2 separate regions of the Mus musculus genome follow, and region 2 is linked to region 1. A link is a loop called in an ENCODE intact Hi-C map of the cell type or tissue named here. Cell type or tissue: left cerebral cortex. All regions are shown on one strand. Each heading gives the region's core, and the rest is flanking DNA. Links, peaks and the distances in the headings are about the cores only.

Region 1 (7,737 bases), core at 1,148-6,147:
GCCTTGTGAGTTTGGTTCCCAGCTATCGATATCAGGCAGTACACAACTGTGTGTAACTCCAGCTCTAGGTGTGTGATGACCTCTGCTGGCCTCTGTGGTCACCAGCATACATAACACACACACACACACACACACACACACACATACATACATAACACACACACACACACACACACGTATGTACATGTACACGCATGTGTTAAGTAAAGTATAATATAAAACTTTAGGTGGTTCATCAGATTGAGAGTATATTTCTCATGGTAATGATGGCCCGACTGTCTGGCAGCCTCAGTGATAAACTGTCTCTAACTAAAGGTCAGCCTGGGACTGAGAAGATAGCTTAGTAGATTAAGGCTCCTGCCACTAAGCCTGAGTTTAATCCCCAAGACCCACCTGTTGAAAGAAGTGGTTCCTGAAAGTTACTCATGGACCCCTCACTGGTGCTCACAATAAATAAGTAGATAGAGCCGGGCGTGGTGGCACACGCCTTTAATCCCAGCATTTGGGAAAGCAGAGGCAGGTGGATTTCTGAGTTGGAGGCCAGCCTGGTCTACAGAGTGATTTCCAGGACAGCCAGGGCTACACAGAGAAACCCTGTCTCAATTTACCCCTGAGGTGCTTTCTGATGAAATGGGAAACAACTTAATTCAGTGACGGTATTGAAAGGCACCTGGAGTTGCAGGGGACACTGAGGTACATTCTTCCCTTTGTTAAGAGGTTTTCTTAGAAGAGTTTTATCACAAAATAGCATGGAATGGTCCTTAAGGAGAGTCCAGGCCCCAATTCCACAGACAAGGGGTATGGTAGAGGCTCTGAGGAGAGTCCAGGCTATGACGTAGAGTGGCAGAGGGGGAGGTTCCCTTCTTATAAATGAACTAAGCCACTTCAGGGTTAGAATGTGGGGAACCTTATATGTCTGATTTATGCAGACACTTTGTAAAGAGGCCATACAATCAGAATCTGGCCACAGACCAGCTGAGCTAGAGTCTGGCAATGTTTTCTAGTGAGCTCTGGAGTTGGTATAAGAAAAGCAAGGTGCTCTGGAGTTGACATAGAAAAGTCAGGTTCTCACGGGAGGCCCTCAAGTCAAGTTTCAAGGACCTGATCGGGCACACATGATGTATCATCTGCTGCAGGATTAGTTTAGAGAGCCACAGCTACCAGTGACCTGAGGCAAAAGAGCCAGTCCCATGCCACCAGCTCTAATGGCATAAAGGATAAGTGACTGGATCCTGAAATGACCCCAAGTTTGGGTTAAAACTCCCAATGACTAGCTGTTGCTCATTAACATACGGAGAAAAGGGCTTGGTGCTATCAGAGAGAGGCAATGCTGGGACAGAAGTGCCTGCTTGTTTTAGGTCTCAACCTAAACCTCTGCTATTGCAGAGTCTGATCAAAGAGCCCTGAAGTGGAAGTTTCCGGTTTTGTCATGTGATGCAGACTCACATGGTGTTTTGCTGAGGCAAGATGCGTGGAAGAACATGTGATGTTTGAAGAGAGTATAAATAGGACTCAACTGACAGTGAAGGTACACTTTGCAACGCTCTGTTGGTCTTGCATCTTTTCTGCTCTTCGCTTCATTGAGAGGGACACAGCAGAGAACTCCTCCTGGTGTTCCGGCTGGTGGTCCTGTTTGCTTCTACTGTTTCGTGCCGATTTGCAGGAGTCCTGGAAGTTTCTGGTGGATGTGCCCCTCCTGCTGATTCATGCTTGGTATCCGGACACTACTGAACTGGACTGCTGGTATCCTAACAAAGATTGGAATCACCCCTCAAATAACTACTTCTAAACAGGTCCGTCACAGGATTTTCCCTGTCCAATCACATTAATGCAGAGGAGGTCTATGATTGGACAGAGAAAAGGGAGGTGGAGCAAAGAGTTGCAGACAGAGACAGAGACAGAGAGGCAGAGAGGTCTCATAAGGAGAGAGAACCTGTATGGAGGCCAACGTGGTGTTATCAAAAGATTAGAATAATGGGTTAAAGCTTTATCATTATCAATTGGCTCTGAAATTATTTTACTGACATTGTGTAAATTGTGTTATTGATACATAAATCTGATTGGCTAATTAAGCATTAAAAGTCTTGATTCGCCGGGTGTGGTGGCGCACGCCTTTAATCCCAGCACATGGGAGGCAGAGGCAGGCGGATTTCTGAGTTCGAGGCCAGCCTGGTCTACAGAGTGAGTTCCAGGACAGCCAGGGCTACACAGAGAAACCCTGTCTCAAAAAACCAAAAAAAAAAGAAAAAGAAAAAAAAAGTCTTGATTCTACTGGGTAATTGAGATGTTTGTGGGGCATTGCTTGGAAGAAAGAGGAACTCGGGTCCCCCATCCTAGAGACGGCTGGGCGGGAGCCCTGTGGCCTCGCAGAGCTGGAAAGTTGGCAGCGGCAGTGGCAGCAGCGGCAGGAGTGCAGGAGCATGGCCTGACCCTGCTGAGAGTTGGAGGGCTCATTTTTAAATATTTCCTGCAACACAGGTCCACATCCCCTTGTCCTACTTACCATCTTTTCTCCTCTACCTTTGGGCAGTGGGCTTGAAGGGAGATTGAAGCATCTGAGAACCCTTATTAAAAGTAGGCTTTGAAAAATTTAAGCCTACAGAGCACTTCTTCTGATCCCCCTCAATGCAATCATGCTGAAAAAAAATGGAGGTACCCTAAGGAGCTATCTGTGCCCTTCCTTTAAGTCTCAGACTATTGAAACAACAGACCTTTCTAAATTGGGATTTCTCCAGGAGTGTCCTGCTAGAGAAGAAAAAAAATGAGGATCCTGATGCCAGCCGAAGTGGAAGCTTCTCTTACACTGTTCTGACAAGATCTTAAGTGGCCCAGGATGGTCTCAAATTTGCTGTATTGCCAAGACTGACCACGAACCTCTGATCCTCCTCTCTCCGCCACCCCAATGCTAGACTCACGGGCACATGCCGCCATGTCCAGCTTTATGTGGTGTTAGGCATCAGACACAGAGCCTTGTACATGTGAGGGGTGTTAGATCAAAATCAAAGGGGCAACATGAAATAACAAGAAGCCAGCAGGCATCTCCAGAAGCTGGATTCTTTAATCAGCACAACTGAGGGCCACAGCCTCTCTGTGGAAGTGACAGCTGTGTACCTGGGGGTGGAGGGCATTTGGGAGTTGAATAGGGTGGAATGGGGTTGGGATGGAAGTTGCCACCAAGTCAGTTCCCCTGCAGGCTCAAAGCAGTAGATCCCAGCAGAGGCTGCTACTCAACAAAACTCCCTAACAGCCCAGGTATCAAGTCAGCTTTCCCGGCCTGAGTTTCTCCGGCCACCTGAGGCTTTGGGGTCCTTAGTCCTTCATTCTAGCAACTAAACTACATCTCCAGCCTTAAAAAGCTAAGTTTGGAAGAGTCAGGGCAGTATTCAGATCTGGAGTGGGCCACAGATGTATGGGCTACAGGTGGATACGGTATCTGTGGGTCATGCATTGTCTGCATCAGTTACTCAGGTTGTGGATTCAGTTGTAGCCCAAAAAATGGACTATGCCATTTAAACCAGACTTTGGGCTTTCCAAGCTCTTCATTGAGTCCTGCAAGGAGCCTATAAGATACTATAAGGCGAAGAGGCCAATATCACCATCCTGTCATCTGTAAACTCAGAAAAGTAGCATGAGTTACTGAGGGTAAAAAGAGGGGCTGGTGCCTAGACTCAGCTCTCTGTCTCCCACCTGGGGCACATTGCCTACGAAGAAATAAAATTATGTGAGTCTAAGAAGAGTCTAAAACTGGGGGTTCTGCCCCACTTGAAACAGATGTAACATAGAAAATGATTGCAATTGTGAACCTAAGAGCAAGCTACCGAAGGTTCCCATTCTGTGTCTGGTCTCTGTTCTTTGTATGACCATGAAGAAATTGCTTAATCTCTCAACCGCAAGTCTCTTAAGAGCCTTAAAATGGAGCCATGGCAGCAACTATGCTGTACTCTACTTAGAGACTTTAGTAAACTAGCCCATCCATGAGGAATGTTCAGCAAGCTCCTACATAAATAAGAGAACCAGTTAATACGATCCAGGATCCAGCCTTTCACCATAGTAATGCTGACCTCTGGCCACACGGTGGCACTGTTGCCTCTGTTACCTTTCCAGTTCACTAAAGCTTCTTTTTTCAAAATACCAAGTTGGGCAAGGACAAGAAAGACTCAGATTTAAATAGAAGAAAGAAACAAGACAGCTAGGTACTACAAGCCCGGAACAAGACCCTCCTCACCACCTCAAATATACTGACGCTCAGACGACTTAGATGGCTCAGGTCATAAAAATACTTGTCTCATAAGCGGACAAACTGAATTCAGTCTCTAGAATCCACACAGGAAAGAACCAACTCCACAGAGCTATCCCCTGCCCTACACACACACACACACACACACACACACACACACACACACACACACCATATGCAGATAAAATAATAATAAATAAATAAATAAATATTTTAAATGCCAAAACGGGAACCAGCTGTGGCGGCGCACACCAGTAACCCCCAGCACTTGGCAATAAGCATCATGATAAGGCAAGAGCATCATGAGTTAGAGGCCAGCCTAAGCTATGCAGAGAGTTCCTATCTCAAAAATAACTACTACAGGACTGGGGAGATGGCTCAGTGGGTAAGAGCATTGACTGCTCTTCCGAAGGTCCTGAGTTCAAATCCCAGCAACCACATGGTGGCTCACAACCACCCATAATGAGATCTGACACCCTCTTCTGGTGCGTCTGAATTCAGCTACAGTGTATTTATGTATTATAATAATAATAAATAAATCTTTGGGCAGGAGCAAGCAGGGGCTGAGTGAGCGGGATGGACCCGAGAAAGCAGAGGTCCTAAAAATTGAATTCCCAACACCCACATGAAGGCTCACAACCATCTGTACAGCTACAGTGTACTCATATACATAAAATAAATAAATAAATCTTAAAAAAAAAAAAAACCTACTACAGGGGCTGAAGAGGCGCCTGGTGGTTACGGGCATTTGCTGCTCCTGCAGCGGAACCAGATTTGCTTTCCCAGCATCCGCGTGGCTGCTTCCAACCTTCCTTAACTACAGTTCCAGGGGTTCCAGTGTTCACGTCTGTCCCCCACGAGCACCAAACATGCATGCGGCACATACACAGATAGAGAGGTGGATATTGATTTATAAAGAGTGAGAGACCCACCCATTGCCTAGCAAACGCATGTTCCTGGGTTTACTGTAAGAACACATCAATTTGCCTTCACAATAACCCAGGAAATTGCCCCTGTTTTGGGTAAGAAACAAGCACATTTAGTAACTGTCCCAGGGTTGTAATGAGTACTTATTTACAAAATCAGACCCCAAACACAATACAGTTCCATTGGCCTGCAGGTTACTGTTGTACATTGAAGTAAACCCCATAGAGCTTTCTCCCCTACCTTTCTAAGCAAAAGAAGAAAGGCCACTGAGGTGGCATAGGAGACTGGCAAGGGGAAGGTTCTAGCATGGGAGACTGGCAAGGGGAAGGTTCTAGAGTCAACTTGCCTATATCAGCAATCTGCCATTCAGTTGCTGTGTGACTCAAATGAGTTGTTTAATCGTTCTCTTCATCTCAAAACTAAGAAGAAAGGCATGGGACACATCTGTAATCTCAACGTGCAGAAAACTGAGGCAAGATGGTTGTAAGTTCAAAGCCAACCTGGACTACAGAGTGAGACCCTGTACTGGCTAGTTTTGTGTCAACTTGACACAGCTGGAGTTATCCCAGAGAAAGGAGAAGTGTAAGCCGAATAAGCCCTTTCCTCTCCAACTTGCTTCTTGATCATGATGTTTGTGTAGGAATAGAAACCCTGACTAAGACAAATTGGTACCAGGAGTGGGGTATTCCTGTGACAACTTGACCTTGTTTTGGGGAGGACTGTGGAAGGACTTTGGAACTTTGGGCCAGAAGATCCATTTGGTGTTAAGAGCTCTGTCAGATGTTGTGTAGGAGCTTGGAAGATAATGTTGAGAACAGTGCAGAAGATGGAGGCCTGGCTTGTGAAATTTCAGAGGGAAGATTAAAGACTTTTATCAGGGCCATTGCTATTTTGATTGTGAAGATTCTGTGGTTCTGGTTAGCTGGGGCTGAAGAATCAGCTGTGATTAACAAGATACCAGAACTACTAAAGAGAAAACTTTGCATTACTGGGACTGTTGATGCTGGTTAGCTGGAGCTAAGAAATTAGCTGTGATTAAGAAGAGACCAGCATCATTGAGGTGTCATCTTCTGGGAAGTGTTTTCTGAGTGCACAAAGAGGGTGTGTTCCGGAGATAGCCAAAGTTGTACCTCGTGCAGCAGCAGGACTTGTTAATGTGTAAGAGTCAGCCAGGTGGTACTGGTTTTGAAGAGGTTATGCAGAGCAGCTGAATCTCGGCACTGTGACGGGCCATGGAAGGCCGTTGATGAAGGTGCAGCCTCAGCTGCAATTGATGGCCCAGGACTGAAGGGGTCATGCAGTATTTTGGAAATGCCAGGACCATGAATGACCACCAAGAGCAGCAGCAGCAGTGAAGTACAGGTATCTGGAGCCTGGAGGAAAAGCTGTGTGCTACAAAAGACAGGGCTGGAGAAGTGACCCAAGCCCTTGGAGGAGCCCAGAAGATCATGAATTGGATCCCAGACATTGGACAGTTGGAGTTTAATTTTTGCTTTTGATTGTGACTATGCCCTGATATTTTTCCCTCTTGAAGGAAGAAATTATTTTAGTGGAGCTCACAGTTAAGAGACTTTCAATTGTAAAAAGACTTTGGGTTGTTTTTTTTTGTTTTGTTTTGTTTTTTTTAGTTTTTCCAGACAGGGTTTCTCTGTGTAGTCCTGGCTGTCCGGGAACTCACTTTGTAGACCAGGCTGGCCTCGAACTCAGAAATCCGCCTGCCTCTGCCTCCAAAGTGCTGGGATTAAAGGCGTGCGCCACTATGCCCGGCTTGACTTTGGGTTTTAAAAGAAATGGATATTTTAAAGAGATTGAAATTTTAAAGTTATTTAGATCTTGGGGATGAATAAGAATGTAAGGGTTGAGACTTACTAGTGATGTGTTTGTGTTGACAAGGGGTCAATTGTACTGGCTAGTTTTATGCCAACTTGACACAGCTGGAGTTATCACAGAGAAAGGAGCTTCAGTTGGGGAAATGCCTCCATGAGATCCAGCTGTACGGCATTTTCTCAATTAGTGATCAAGGGGGAAAGGGCCTTTGTGGGTGGGACCATCTCTGGGCTGGTAGTCTTGGGTTCTATAAGAGAGCAGGCTGAGCAAGCCAGGGGAAGCAAGCCAGTAAAGAACATCCCTCCATGGCCTCTGCATCAGCTCCTGCTTTCTGACCTTCTTGAGTTCCAGTCCTGACTTCCTTGGTGATGAACAGAGTATGGAAGTGTAAGCCGAATAAACCCTTTCCTCCCCAACTTGCTTCTTGGTCGTGATGTTTGTGCAGGAATAGAAACCCTAAGACAGACCTCTATCTCAAACAACAAGAGGAAACCCAGACGAAGTAACTAAAATAAGCCCTGAGGGTCCTAACACCATCCACTTCAGATAATGAAACACAAAAGCACTTAGTGGGGCATCTGGCACATGATAAGTGTTCAGACACTGTTGTGAGAACCACAGAGACAAATGATCTCCGCTTTAGGGATCTCCAGATCCAATGGGCGGGGAGGGAGAAAAGACTGATGGGTGGCTACGCCACTAGCAAACCCAGGGGGAGAGCTCCACCTGCCGCATAGCAAGAGGCA
Region 2 (7,737 bases), core at 1,112-6,111, 1.3 Mb after region 1:
TTTATTCAGCTTACACTTCCATACTGCTGTTCATCACCAAGGAAGTCAGGACTGGAACTCAAGCAGGTCAGGAAGCAGGAGCTGATGCAGAGGCCATGGAGGGATGTTCCTTACTGGCTTGCTTCCCCTGGCTTGCTCAGCCTGCTCTCTTATAGAACCCAAAACTACCAGCCAAGGGATGGCACCTCCCACAATGAGCTGGGTCCTCTCCCCTTGATCACTAGCTGAGAAAAATGCCTTAGATCTGGGTCTCATGGAGGCATTTCTTCAACTGAGGCTCCTTTCTCTGTGATAACTCCAACCTGTGTCAAGTTGGCACATAAAACCAGCCAGTACAGTAGGCAAACCATACCTGGGTATGATGTCTTCCAGAAGCGTCTTTGCCACTACAGTGACAGTCTCCTTTATAGGGTAGGCATCTACCCATCCTGAAAAGGTATCCATAAAAACTAGCAAATACTGTGTTCCTAGTTTTATTTCTGTATAATCTATTTCCCAATTAGCCTCTGGCCATTGACCCCTGATTCTGGTTCCTGGAGCAGTTCCTTGACTGAGGCCTGAGGAGTTCACAGCCTGGCAGGTGGCACAGACTGAGAATACCTGATCAACCATTGTCCTAAGTCAAATATTTTGTACCTTGCCCCTCACAGCAATTCCTTCAGTGTTTGGTTACCAAGTGTGAAGGTTGATGAATCTGATGGATGAGTTGCTTAGCAAACTCCTTAGGTAGGATGGTGCAGGCTTCAGAAGTCAGCAACCACCCATCTCTTCTATAAACTCCTTAGCATTTCGCCTGATGTCATCTGTCTTCAGCAGTATATACCGGGATTTTTGGGGGCACAGGGTAGGGGTGGGAGTGGGGGGCGCTGCAAAGCTACCAGGATGTTGGCAGGGGAAACTTGGGTGGCCTCTCTTGCTGCTTTATCAGCTGGCCTGTTCCCTCAGACTATTTCTGATGTCCCTTTCTGATGCCCGGGCCACCTTGAGAGGAAGACATAATGCCTCCAATAAAACAAGTATTCCTTCCTTATCTTTGATTTTTTTCTTCCTTCAACAGTCAATAATCCCCTCTCTTAGTATATGGACCCATGTATATGAGCAAAGGCATATCTGCTATAAATGTAGATATTAGCTATGCCCCTTTTGCCAGTTTTAAAACCTGGGTTAGCCTTTAGTTCAGCTTTCTAGACTTGAAGTTTCCACTGGCAAAGCAGTTGCCCAAATACCAGAGTCCAAGACCATAACAGCTGCCCCTGCATACCTGATTTCATTCTGGATGAAGCTGCTCCTGTGCATAAAGTAGATCCATTTCCCGTCTGGCCAGGGTATGTCAGTCAAGTCCAGCATGATGTTCTGGCTGTGCCCCAGAACTTGTAGAGCAATCATGCTGCACATCTGAGCACAGGTCAGGTAGCAAGGTGACTAGGTTTATGGCAGATGATGGGTTATATCTTATGCAAGAGGGATTCAAAAGTAGAGCCTGAAACTGCAACAGTCTGGCATTGGACAGCCACCAGCTGTGTGGATTCTTGAGGGTCCCCTCAATAGCATGGTGGGTGGTAACAACAAGTTCCTGCCCCATAGTTATTTTGTCAGCATCCCTGACTAGCTGGGCAGTGGCAGCTATGATCTGGAGGCAGGCTGGCCATCCTTGGGCCATCAGATCCAGCTTCTTAGATAATAAGCCACAGGTCTTTTCCATGGTCCCAAAATTTGGGTGAGCACCCCCTTTGCTATCCCCTTTCTCTGATCCACATACAGGTGGAAAGGTTTGTAAATGTCCCAGAGGGCCAAGGCCACTACCTCCAATGAGGCTCTTCCTAGAGTCTTAAAAGCCATGTCCATCTCCTGGGTCCATTCTATTTTGTCTTTTTTGGCCCTGGGAGGCCTCATATAACACTTTGGCTATCTCAGTGAACCCTGGTACCCAAAGTCTACAAAACCAGGCAGATCCTAGAAATTCCCGTACTTGTCCCAGGGTTGATGGGACTGGGATGCTAAAGATGGTTTACTTCCAAGGCATCTGACAGTATGTGTTGGCTGACCCACCTTGAATATGTACCCCAGATAGGTGACTTCAAGTTGACAAAGCTGGGCCTTCTTAGTTGACGCTCAGTAGCCAAGTTGACTTGAGATGCCAAATCTTTTAAGTTCAGTCTCCATCTTAGAGAACCTGACCTAAGTTTGAACTCAGGTAAACTAACAGGCTGGTACTTAGCAACTTTCTAAGTTGTCCCCCAACAAAACTCAAGCCTAACTCCAGTCTCTAGGCTAATTCCCCAACAAGACCAGCATCTCCAGGTTATTACCCCAATAAATCTGCACCTCTAAGTTACAATCTCACCCCTGGCCTAATGACCACCAATGCAGAGGAGAGCAGAAATTAAAATTTATGGTAAGCCAGACAGTGGTGGTGCATGCCTTGGGAGACAGAGGCAGGTGGATTTCTGAGTTTGAGGTGAGCCTGGTCTACAGAGTTTCAGGATAGCCAGGGCTATACAGAAAAACCCTGTCTCGAAACAAACAAACAAACAAAAAAACAAAAAGAGTTTATGATGTGACTCCCAGCACCAGCCAATTATGTGAAAGGCACAGGAGCTTTCCAATTAGATGCTTGCACACTCACTCCCTGTTTGCTGCTTACTACAAAGCCTTTCCTGGATAGACATTCAGGGCTCCCCCACCACCAAAATTGTCCCACGGTAGTGCATTGGGGGAGGGGGGGAATTAGCTTGAATAGCTAGCTGTGAGTTGCACCAGATTGGCTCCTGTCTGTATTTTGGGGGATCACTGACATTTCCCTGGCACTACTGACTCAGCTCCTGTAACATGTCTCAAGTGGCCTCCTGGCATGTCTCCGAGTTGGGGGGTCCACAATACATACTGGAGCACAGATATTTGGGGGTAGGCCCACCAGTACTCACCAAGCAAGTCCTCATGCATTGCCTCCTCAGAGGTGGTTCTTGAATCCTTGAGGCAAGTGTGTGTCCAAGTCAGTTGTCCCTTGAAGCCCCTCTCCAAGTCTTGCCATTCAAAGGCAAATAGAGGCTGGCTCCTGGGTGCCAGAGGCAGGCCACAAAGCCATTCAGTGGCTGAAGCTTCCAACAGGTGTCAGGGTCAGTTTGGTTCACAAAAGCCATGTTCACAGCTGACTGGTGTTCTCTGGCTTCTGGTCAAAGGTCAAAAGCAGTATAGGTCCTGTAGGCGTCACAAGTCTTTCTAGAATTCCCTGGGGCTCTCATTCTTTCCCTGCATCACCTGACTCACCTTAGATAAACTTGTGGGCCACCTGGCAGCTCTCGGAGGCCACCATCAGAATCTGGTGGTAGACCTGGAGCCTCTCCTTACCTTCAGCAGTGTTAAAATCCCAATCAGGTCGAGTCAAAGGAAAGGCTGCATCCATATCAGCCTGGACTTGAGTGGGCAGCCCGCTTGCTCCTGGAGCCAATTTCCAGGTGGCTCCCACAATCCTCTCTCTCCTCTGTCGTAAAGAGGACCTGGAGCAGTTGCTGACAGACTTCCCAGGTGGGCAGGTGAGTCAGCACGATGGAATCCAGAAGACCTGTGAGGGCTGATTGCATCTAGACCTGTGAGACCAGATGGTCTTTCTAAAAATGGGGAGTTCTGCAACTTCCAATTGTAAAGCTCATTACAGGCAAATGACACATATGTCGTGAACTGCCTCGTGAGCATCTGGGGGTCTCATAGCCCAGAGTGATAAGGCTGTATTAGATTTGGCCCTCTCTCTGGGCATACAGGCCCAAGTGTGAGGTGGACTCCAAGTGGAGTCAGGAGAGGCAGAGGGGCTGCTCCTCCCTCTGCCTATGCTGGCTGGGCAGGGACAGCAGCAGCAGCAGGAGCAGGAACATAAGGAGGGGGACAGAGATTCTCCTCAGGAGCAGAAAGGGAGAGCAAGGGTGGGGCGGAGAAAGAAGGGTGGGGAGCAGCAAGGCCCATAACAAAAAAGTTCTCATCCAAACAGGGGGCTTCTCAACCAGGTATTGCCACATAGTGATATATAGCACTTGGTCCAGGTGGTCCCAAGCCTCATAAACTAAATCATCACCCTGTAAATGGTGGGGAGATGGAAAGCCCCCTCCTCAGGCCATAGGTGGGCCATTCATTCCTGCAAAAGATGGTTAGTTTGTGAGGATGAACAACCAGACCCGGTTTTTGTGACTTGGCAAAAGTCCTTAAAATGGTTCAGAACCAAGCCCAGTAGGATGCTTTGTGCCTGTCCCATTCTAGGAATCAAAGAAAAAATTGTATGTGAGGACAAAAAGCACAAACACGGTACCGTACACACAGACAGACACAGAAGGACAATCCCGGGAAAACAAAAACAAAACAAAAAGCGGTTTCAGGCAGTCTTCCTCCCTGCACATGGGAAGCCCATAGACCCACAGTGGGTTCAGAATCCAGATGAGAACTAGCAAGTTCTCCTGCTTCCAGTAGGAGGCTGGGAGCATCCTCCATTGCCCCTGGCCAGGTGACAAAATAAGTGTCCACTTTGTCCCTTTTGGCCTCTAGATTAAACCCAGAACAGAAACAGATATGGACAAGACCAAAGACAACAGGGTGCCTGGGCTTACCAATCTGAAAAACACTCCACTATTTGGGTCAGGGAGTCTTCAGCAAATCCAGGATGGGCCCTGTACTGGCTGGTTTTGTGTCAACTTGACACAAGCTGGAGTTATCACAGAGAAAGGAGCCTCAGTTGAGGAAATGCCTCCATGAGATCCAACTGTAAGGCATTTTCTCAATTAGTGATCAAGGGGGAAGGGCCCCTTGTGAGTGGTGCCATCCCTGGGCTGGGAGTCTTGGGTTCTATAAGAGAGCAGGCTGAGCAGGCCAGGGGAAGCAAGCCAGTAAGGAACATCCCCCCATGGCCTCTGCATCAGCTCCTGCTTCCTGACCTGCTTGAGTTCCAGTCCTGACTTCCAGTCTCTGATGAACAGCAATGTGGAAGTGTAAGCTGAATAAACTCTTTCCTCCCCAACTTGCTTCTTGGACATGGTGTTTGTGCAAGAATAGAAACCCTGACTAAGACAGGCCCCCAAATGTAAGGGTCAATGATTTCCCAAAGAATGATACCCTGGGCTCAAATAGTATGTAAATGCAAAGAGTGTTTTATTCTGCAGAAGTCCAGCACACTGAGGAACATCTCACATCTACCTGACCCCAGCTTAACTCTGTGTGTGTGTGTCCTTTTTTTCATTCCCTCACTGCCCCAGTCAGGTTTCCAGAACCCAGGGATGCAGGATGTGACATTTCCCAGAATGCTCTCTGCTGCCCAGGAACTAAAGCCAGCCGGGCTGCAGGCTCGTGCCCTCCCTCACTTTGAGACCTTGAGACCTTGAGAAGGCATGAGGTCATCTAAGGTTGCAGGAATAGAGTCCTTTACTGGCCAATTTCAAGAATAAAAAGAAGGAAAAGCAAGAGCTCAGCACTCAGCAGCTTTTATTGAAATCAGAAACACAACAGAGGGGGTGGTACGAGCCGGAGCGGGACACATAGAGCAAAACACACAGAGAAGGACTCCTCGGAATTGGCAGGGAGCCAAAAGTCGCCCTGGAGTTGGGGTTGTATACGGTTGGGGCTGACTGGTTTAAACTAGTGCAGAGATTAGGTAATCCAGAATGGGGGAGGGAAGCTGATTGTTTCTCCCCCATCCCCAAGTCCTGCTTGTTAGGTTTCAAACCTGGGACAAAAGGCTGAGATGCCTATTTAACATATCAGAATTGATCTGGTTGGCAGGTTCTCCCTGCAGTCCCCCAGCACCTACCTGTTACAGGACTGTCCTGCCTGGCATCCCCCACCCCCTACCCTAAACTCTCCAGCCCAGGGGCCTGAGCTGCTCTTCCCTAAATAATCAAAGTATTTTGGTTCTCCCCCCCCCCATCCCCCCCTCCTTTCGTACCTTTGACCTCCTGGCTGCTGCACGTAGTTCCCCCCCTCACCCCCCTGCTCCTTTCCCCTCCCCCTCTTCCCACATGACCTGCTCAGGTCCTGTCCACCCTGGACTCTCCCAGGTGCCCTTGTCTCTAACTATGCACTCCATTTTACCTTTGAGAAACTTCCCCCTCCATCATACCCAGGAGCAGCCACGTTGTCCTTCCTTGTCCTTTGTACTTCCTTTGTTCATTCATCACACAACAGTTCCCTGGAGGAAGAGCACCAAATTTTTGTCTCGGTGAGGAAGAAGAATCATGACGTCAGCCATATTATGTGGTTAAGTGGAGTGTGCACTAATTCTCTAGAGCAGTGGTTCTTGGCCTTCCTAATGCTGCTGCCCTTGTGCTGTGGTGACCCCCAACCATAAAATTATTTCGATGCTTTTTTATAACTCTAATTTTACTGATATTATGACTATTATGGGTTGTAATGTAAATATATGACATATGGTCCCAAAGGGGTCGAGAACCACAGGTTGAGAACTACTGATCTAGAGCCCCTTTTCTTTCTTTCTTTCTTGTCTCCTGCTGGGGCTCCGTCTGACTCTTCCTCTCCCCAAAAGGAACCCTGCTGGCCCACTCTGCCTGTTGGGCCTGAACTATTGTTTCTATAAGTATTGTTCCTGCTTCTGTCCCTATTCCTGTTCCTAACCCGATGCCTAGGGCTACTTTGCTCTACCTGAATAGAAACCATGGATGGGCAAGAGAGTCTTTAGACACTGGTTTGTAACAGCATTCATTTTCATCAGTTGCTTACAGAACGCAGCAATTGGCAGCCTCTACTCCAACAGTCTCTGTGCCATGCATGGGTATCAGGCCCCTAAAGCCCTAGTAGTCAGGGCTACTAGTCAGTCAGTAGTCTGAGACCTTTGGGGCAGCAGAGAGACAGGGATATCACGGAAATAAGGAGAGGGAGAGGAGTCTAGTTGAAGCTTCTCTCCAGCTGAGAACCAAGAATTCCAGACAGTGCTCTTATTATATAGGAATATTTTGAGGAATGTTAAGGAGCTGGAGAGATAGTTCAATAGCTATGAGCTCTTACTGTTCTTAGAAGACCTGAAATTGGCTCCCAGCACCTACACGGAGGTTAAGAACACCCTGTAACTTCAGTTATAGGGGATCTGGTGAGCACCAGGCACGCATGCAGTTCACAAACATACATGTAAGTAAAAGTAAGAATAAACTCTTTCAAAGGCTGTTGACGTCATGCTTATCTAAGGTTATTTGTCCTTTCTCCCTTCCCAGCTGTAAACCTCAGTTTTCTAGAGGTCTTCTAAGAAACCTCACTTACAGTAAGAGGCATGTCTTAACACTCTTGTGTAACCTTTGTGGTACATTGACCAGAAAGCAGTCTAAAGCATGTCCAGAACCAGCCTATAATCTAACTTACTGGAAAACCAGGGAGGAAGAAGTAGGAGGAGAAAAAGAGCATCTAGCAACCCTTAAAGGTGTAGCTTATAAGCCACTGAAATGGTATAGACAGCTACAGCTAAAACAAGCTCTTAAGAAGCCCACACCCATGCTTGGTTGAGGACTGACTGTCCTTTCTGCGTCCCTCTTTATTAGCTCCCACGCTTAAACCTGAGTTTAAAACCTCTTCCTGGTCAACTTTAACAGCTTCGTACTGACTCATCCTGAAGTCCTCTTGCAGTCAGAGTCAAGAGCCCTGGGTTTACTGGAGTGGAGAAATCTGATAAGATCTTAAGTAGGCTAGAGGTGAAGATTTGCAACTAAGTCTCCCTTCCCCACTGATCACAGTTTGGCCCAGTGACCTGGGAAACAG

The links. A loop is a pair of places that touch in the nucleus more often than their neighbours do. Peaks named below come from ENCODE experiments on the same cell type or tissue, not always from the same donor. Only the 100,000 strongest peaks of a DNase experiment are listed, where the experiment ranks them.
Region 2: it touches region 1 in a loop (6-fold over the local background); 4 of 42 quality-filtered maps call a loop at or near these places.

What each region holds. Positions count from the first base shown.
Region 1 is chr8:86,905,071-86,912,807 of GRCm38, reverse strand. No RefSeq gene overlaps it. Among named protein-coding and RNA genes, the nearest start is that of Gm33391, 12 kb to the left of the region's middle. In left cerebral cortex, for the core only: a CTCF peak has its summit at 4,064 (motif pointing right); a DNase peak (open chromatin) is centred at 4,070.
Region 2 is chr8:85,593,403-85,601,139 of GRCm38, reverse strand. No RefSeq gene overlaps it. Among named protein-coding and RNA genes, the nearest start is that of Gm51583, 22 kb to the right of the region's middle. In left cerebral cortex, for the core only: no CTCF peak of the experiment used is centred there; a DNase peak (open chromatin) is centred at 3,534.